2 separate regions of the Homo sapiens genome follow, and region 2 is linked to region 1. Evidence: read pairs that join two places in POLR2A ChIA-PET (ENCODE). Cell type or tissue: OCI-LY7. All regions are shown on one strand. Links, peaks and the distances in the headings refer to the core of each region. The heading gives the core; the rest is flanking DNA.

What was found. ChIA-PET counts read pairs that join two places held together with the same protein. Peaks named below come from ENCODE experiments on the same cell type or tissue, not always from the same donor. Only the 100,000 strongest peaks of a DNase experiment are listed, where the experiment ranks them.
Region 2: POLR2A ChIA-PET joins it to region 1 with 5 read pairs; 2 of 35 experiments call an interaction of 5 or more read pairs at or near these places.

The regions. Positions count from the first base shown.
Region 1 is chr12:111,319,521-111,322,427 of GRCh38, forward strand. CUX2 (cut like homeobox 2) reads left to right here. Exons shown (of 22, transcript NM_015267.4): 17 at 492-1,255; 18 at 2,901-2,907. It overlaps LOC105369983 (a long non-coding RNA gene), which reads right to left and starts at 642. Exons shown (of 4, transcript XR_945341.2): 1 at 553-642. In OCI-LY7, for the core only: no CTCF peak of the experiment used is centred there; no DNase peak of the experiment used is centred there.
Region 2 is chr12:111,056,118-111,059,024 of GRCh38, forward strand. All of the region lies in intron 1 of CUX2 (cut like homeobox 2), which reads left to right. Among named protein-coding and RNA genes, the nearest start is that of CUX2, 23 kb to the left of the region's middle. RefSeq lists an enhancer at 1,476-2,331. In OCI-LY7, for the core only: no CTCF peak of the experiment used is centred there; DNase peaks (open chromatin) are centred at 674, 754 and 1,124; H3K4me3 peaks cover 1,315 bases; H3K27ac peaks cover 2,154 bases.

The DNA of each region.
Region 1 (2,907 bases), core at 125-2,624:
GAGCTCAGGAGTTCAAGACCAGCCTGGCCAACATGGCAAAACCCTGTCTCTACTAAAGCTAAATAGCTGGGCATGGTGGTGCACACCTGTAATCCCAGCTACTCAGGAGGCTGAGGTAGGAGAATTGCTGGAAGTGGGGAGGCAGAGGTTGCAGTGAGCTGAGATCGTGCCATTGCACTCCATCCTGAGCACCAGAGTGAGACTCCATCTCAAAACAAAACAAAACAAAAGTCAGGTCTGTGTTTGCATTGCATTATCCGCATGAGCATGTTCTCTGCATATGCCAAAACCTCACTGTCAACCGAATTTTGGGTGGCTGCCTAATATTCTGCCACAGGGAGGGATCATAATTTAGTTAGCCAATCCCCAGTTGCTGGACACAGAGGTTGCCTGGACACCGTGCTGGCATCAACAGGGATGCTGTGAACATCGTCCCCTGCATGCCGAGCCCTGACCCTGGGCCTCGGGCCGTCCTGTCCCCCTCCCCGCAGGCGAGCCCAAGACCTCGGTGGCCCCGCTGAGCATCGCCAACGGCACGACCCCCGCCAGCACCTCGGAGGACGCCATCAAGAGCATCCTGGAGCAGGCACGCCGTGAGATGCAGGCGCAACAGCAGGCGCTGCTGGAGATGGAGGTGGCGCCCAGGGGCCGCTCGGTGCCCCCCTCGCCCCCGGAGCGGCCATCACTGGCCACCGCGAGCCAGAACGGGGCCCCGGCCTTGGTGAAGCAGGAGGAGGGCAGCGGGGGCCCCGCGCAGGCGCCGCTCCCGGTCCTGTCCCCCGCCGCCTTCGTGCAGAGCATCATCCGCAAGGTCAAGTCCGAGATCGGCGACGCCGGCTACTTCGACCACCACTGGGCCTCCGACCGCGGCCTGCTCAGCCGCCCCTACGCCTCCGTGTCGCCCTCGCTGTCCTCCTCCTCCTCCTCTGGCTACTCTGGCCAGCCCAACGGCCGCGCCTGGCCCCGCGGGGACGAGGCCCCTGTGCCCCCCGAGGACGAGGCGGCGGCAGGGGCGGAGGACGAACCCCCCAGGACGGGCGAGCTCAAGGCTGAGGGCGCGACGGCCGAGGCGGGCGCGCGGCTGCCCTACTACCCGGCCTACGTGCCGCGCACCCTGAAGCCCACCGTGCCGCCGCTGACCCCCGAGCAGTACGAGCTGTACATGTACCGTGAGGTAGACACGCTGGAGCTCACCCGCCAGGTCAAGGAGAAGCTGGCCAAGAACGGCATCTGCCAGAGGATCTTCGGGGAGAAGGTGAGTGCAGGGCGGGCCCCCGGTGTCTGGGCTCTGGGAGAAGATGTCGGAGAAGTAGGATGCCCACCCAAGCAGGCTGGCGGGACCCCAGGGGCCCAGGCCCTTCATTCCTGAGTCCTGCTGTCCCTGGGTCCCGCAGGAAGGAGGGCCACTGTTCTGCTCCGTGGTTGTTAAAACCAGGAAATGCTTCCATCCTGGCCAGCAAACAGCCACTTAACTCCCCTCCTCCAGGCCCCTCCAGATCGCCTGAGGTCCAGCCACTAAAGGGTTAAGTGGCAGGACTTGGTGGCTCACGCCTGTAATCCCAGCACTTTGGGAGACGGAGGTGGGAAGATCTCTTGAGCCCAGAAGTTTGAGACCAGCCTGGCCAACGTGGTGAAACCCCGTCTCTACTAAAAAATACAAAAATTAAGCTGGGCACGGTGGCTCACACCTGTAATCCCAGCACTTTGGGAGGCTGAGGCGGGCAGATCATGAGATCAAGAGATCAAGACCATCCTGGCCAACATGGTGAAACCCCATCTCTACTAAAAATATAAAAATTAGCTGGGCTTGGTGTCCTGTGCCGGTATAGTCATGGCTACTTAGGAGACTGAGGCAGGAGCATCACTTGAACCTGGGAGGCAGGGGTTGCAGCGAGCCAAGATCTCGCTACTGTGCTCCAGCCTGGGTGACAGAACGATACTCCATCTCAAAAGAAAAAAAAAAAAGTGTTTGGGATCAGCCTGGGCAATGTAGCAAGACCCCCATCTCTACAAAATAAAAAAAATTAGCCAAGTGTGGTGGTGCACAGCTACTCAGGAGGCTGAGGTGGGAGAATTGCTTGAACCCAGGTGGTCGAGGCTACAGTGAGCCATGATCACACCAGTGCACTCCAGCCTGGGCAACAGAGCAAGACCTCATCCCCCCAAAAATAAATAAAAATTTAAAAAGAAAGGGTTAAATAAAGCTCACCCTAGCCAGGGGACCTCAGTGTTTCCTGATTGGTTGGTGCCCCTGCAATGCCAGTTTTAAGTGTCACCTCTACCTTTAGCAAGGGAATAGGCAAAGGGCCAGGCAAGCTCGGAGGAGGGAGAAATGACTTAAGTGGGAGGTCAGGGAAGGCTTCCTGGAGGAGGGGGGCACTGAAGGATTTTTACATGTAGGGACATTAGGGAGGGTACTGGAGGGGAAGGGCACAGCAACAGCACATGGCAGGCACCTATGAGGAACAAATGAAGGCCGCCTGGACTCCAACAGAGGGGAGGGGAGGGGATGGGAGGCTGGGCATGGTGGCTCACACCTATAATCCCAACACTGTGGGAGGCTGAGTTGGGTGGATCACTTGAGGTCAGGAGTTCGAAACCAGCCTGGCCAATGTGGCAAAACCCCATCTCTACTAAAAATACAAAAATTAGCCAGACGTGCACCAGCCTGGTACAAGTCCCAACTACTAAGGAGGCTGAGGCAGGAGAATCATTTGAACCTGGGAGGCGGAGTTTGCAGTGAGCTGAGATGGTGCCACTGCACTCCATCCTGGGCGACAGACAAAGCGAGACTCTGCCTCAAAAAAAAAAAAAAAAAAAAAAAGGTTGGGGAGGAGAGTGAGGGCCAGGCCCATGTCCCAGGGGCCTGCTGACCTACCCCCCTGGCCCGCCCCTCGCAGGTGCTGG
Region 2 (2,907 bases), core at 174-2,673, 260 kb before region 1:
GGTGGACAGATCCATGGATGCGTTTCTCATGCCGGCCTCTTGGATGGATCTGTCAGGGAAGGAGGATGCTAGAGACGAGGACTGTTCTTAACATGTGTGACTGCATGTGTCTCTGTAAACGCAGCAGTCATTTGTTGCTGGGTAGCAAGCCACCCCAAACTTAGTGGACAGAAACAACTCTTGTATACCTGATTCTGTGGGCTGGAATTAGGACGGAGCCCAGTTGGTTCAGCTTGTCCCCACTCCATGATAGCTGTGGCTTCATCTGGGCAGATTCAACATTTGCGGGTAATTTGACAACTCCCACATCTGGCAATTGATGCTGGCTGTTGGCTGGAACCTCAGCTACCTGTGGGAACCCCAGTTTATGGCCTCTCTGCAGGGTCTCTCTGTGTGTTCTCCTTTGGGCTTCCTCACAGCATGGTGGCTGGGTTCCGAGAGGCAACATCCTGAGAGAGCCAGGTGGAAGTGCAGGTGTTTTCATGCTCTTGCCTTGCAAGTTGCTAGTATCACTTCCATCTACTCTGCTGATTGGGGCAGTAACAAAGGTGGGCCCAGGTTCAAAGGGAGGAGGACGTAGATCCCACCACTGGGTGGAAGGAGTGTCAAGGTCACCTTGCAGGAAGCCTTGGTGGCGAGGGATATTATGGCAGCCATCTTTAGAAAAGACAGTTGGCTACAGTGAGGGCGATGGTGGTGGTGATTCAGGTGACTCAGGCTGGTTGTGACAGGCTGTAAAGGGAGCCAGTGCGGCAGGAAGTGGCTGAGCAGGAGAGTAGATGTGACAGGAGGTTGTGTGAGGTGAGTTGGTGTGACAGGAAGTAGCCAAGTAGGGAGTGGGTGTGACAGGAGGATGTGTGGGGGACAGAGTGTAACAAGCGGTGGCCAAGCTGGAATGGTTGTGACAAGAGGTTGTGTGAGGGAATTCAGTGTGACAGGAGATTGTGTGGGGGAGTGTGACAGGAAGTGGCCAAGTAGGGAGTGAGTGTGACAGAAAATGGCCAAGCTGCAATGGTTGTGACGGGAGGTTGTGTGACGAGAGTGAGTATGACAGGAAATGGCCTGAGCTGCAGTGGGTGTGATAGGAAGTGGCCCAGTAGCAAGTAAGTGTGACAAGAAATTGTGTGGGGGAGTCAGTATGACAGGAAGTTACCAAGCTGGAGTGGATGTTACAGGAAGCTGTGTGAGGGCAATGGGTGTGGCAGGAGATTATGTGAGGGAAGTTAGTGGGACAGAGACGGCTATGTGAGTGGAGTGGAGTGGGTGTGACAGGAAGTGGCCACTGGAGATCTGGCTTTGTCTGCCATGATGGAAGTGGGCCTGCCAGTGACAGGGCCCTAGATGCTGACAGCACCACCTTTCCTTGCTTTCCAAGCTGCCCTCTTGAGGGCCTCAGGGTGACCAGGCCGATTCCAACGTGGGGACCCAGACCTCCTTACACGGGCCCCATCTTTCTCCCTGCCCTAGCCTCCACCATCTTCCTGTCTTCCTGTGGGCCCCTCGCTCCCCACTTCTGCCAGCAGCCTCCCCTTCTGCCAGAAAGAGTGACTCCCACCTCAACAGCCTGGAAGCACTCCAACTACCGTACTTTTCTTCAAATAAAAGCAGCTAATTAACATTATTCTTTAATTATTGCCTTTATCAACAAGGGGTCTGATTTCTACCAGCAGGATAGTTGCTTTCCCTTAAACTACCCAAGTGAATGCTTCAGTTCCTGGTGCTTTTGAAATGAATTTGATGTCATCTGCCCAGAGTCACTTAATGGGGACGCCTGGGTAATGACTGAACGCGCTAACTCCGTTAGCAGCCCTGGAAGCATGTAATTTGGCCCCTCAGGCAACAGCACTTTTGAAATCTCTGGATAGTTTTGAACTCTCTGTTCTTAATTAAATATGCAATTTTTCACGGTAACCAGGTTAATTCTTTTGTGTTGTGTTGTAATACTGTTAGGAATTTTCATAGTTCTTATTAAACATTATTCAGGCATTGTGAATTCCATAATTAAAAAAAATGAAAAGAACAAAGCTTGATTCACTCCTTTCTTTTCCCTGGCTAATTTATCAAATGAATTTTGCAAATTTTTCTTTCTGTCCCCAGACAGTGTGGCAAGTGTTTTAAAGGGGAAGGATTTAATTGCCCTGTAGGGATTGGCTGGTTATGAAGGATTTGGCTGTTTGATTAGTAAACCCAGTTGGGAATGGTCTAATGCTCCATGATCTTAAAAATTGTCTGATTGTACCCTCTCCAAGGAGGCCTCTCTCTTCGTTATGTAGAGCATCAACTTCACACAAGTGTGATTATTAGGTAGTGAGGAAAGGGAAGAGAGAAAGATCTGACTTTACTTTAAATTGGGGATCTTGGGAGATTTTTACCTCCATTTCCCTGGCTGGGGAGGAAGGGAGAACACTGAAGAGACACAGAGAGAGAGAGACAGAGAGAGAGAGAGAGAGACAGACAGACAGAGAGAGAGACAGAGAGGGAGCAATTCTCTCATCTCAGATACAGGAGAAGCTGGAGGGTGGCTGAAAGGGTGGGGCCCAAGGAGACGTTTTAGTGCACCCTTGCAGATAGTGGTGTTACAGGAAGGGGGTCCCGAGCGAGACCCCAAGATCTCACGCAAGAAAGAATTCAGGGAGAGACCGCAGTGCAAAGTAAAAGCAAGTTTATTAAGAAAGTAAAATGGTGAAAGAACAGCTACTCCATAGACAGAGTAGGACATTCCTGAAAATAAGAGGAGGAACACATCCACCCTAGGTACAATACTCATATATATGGGGAGATATGCTCTGTGACAAGGGTTTGTGATAAAGGATTAATTTTCTTAATTACTATATTTTGCAATAATCAATATTGTTATCTTTAAAGCAAAATTAGGAATCCCTTTGTTCTCCAAATATTGGGATATCT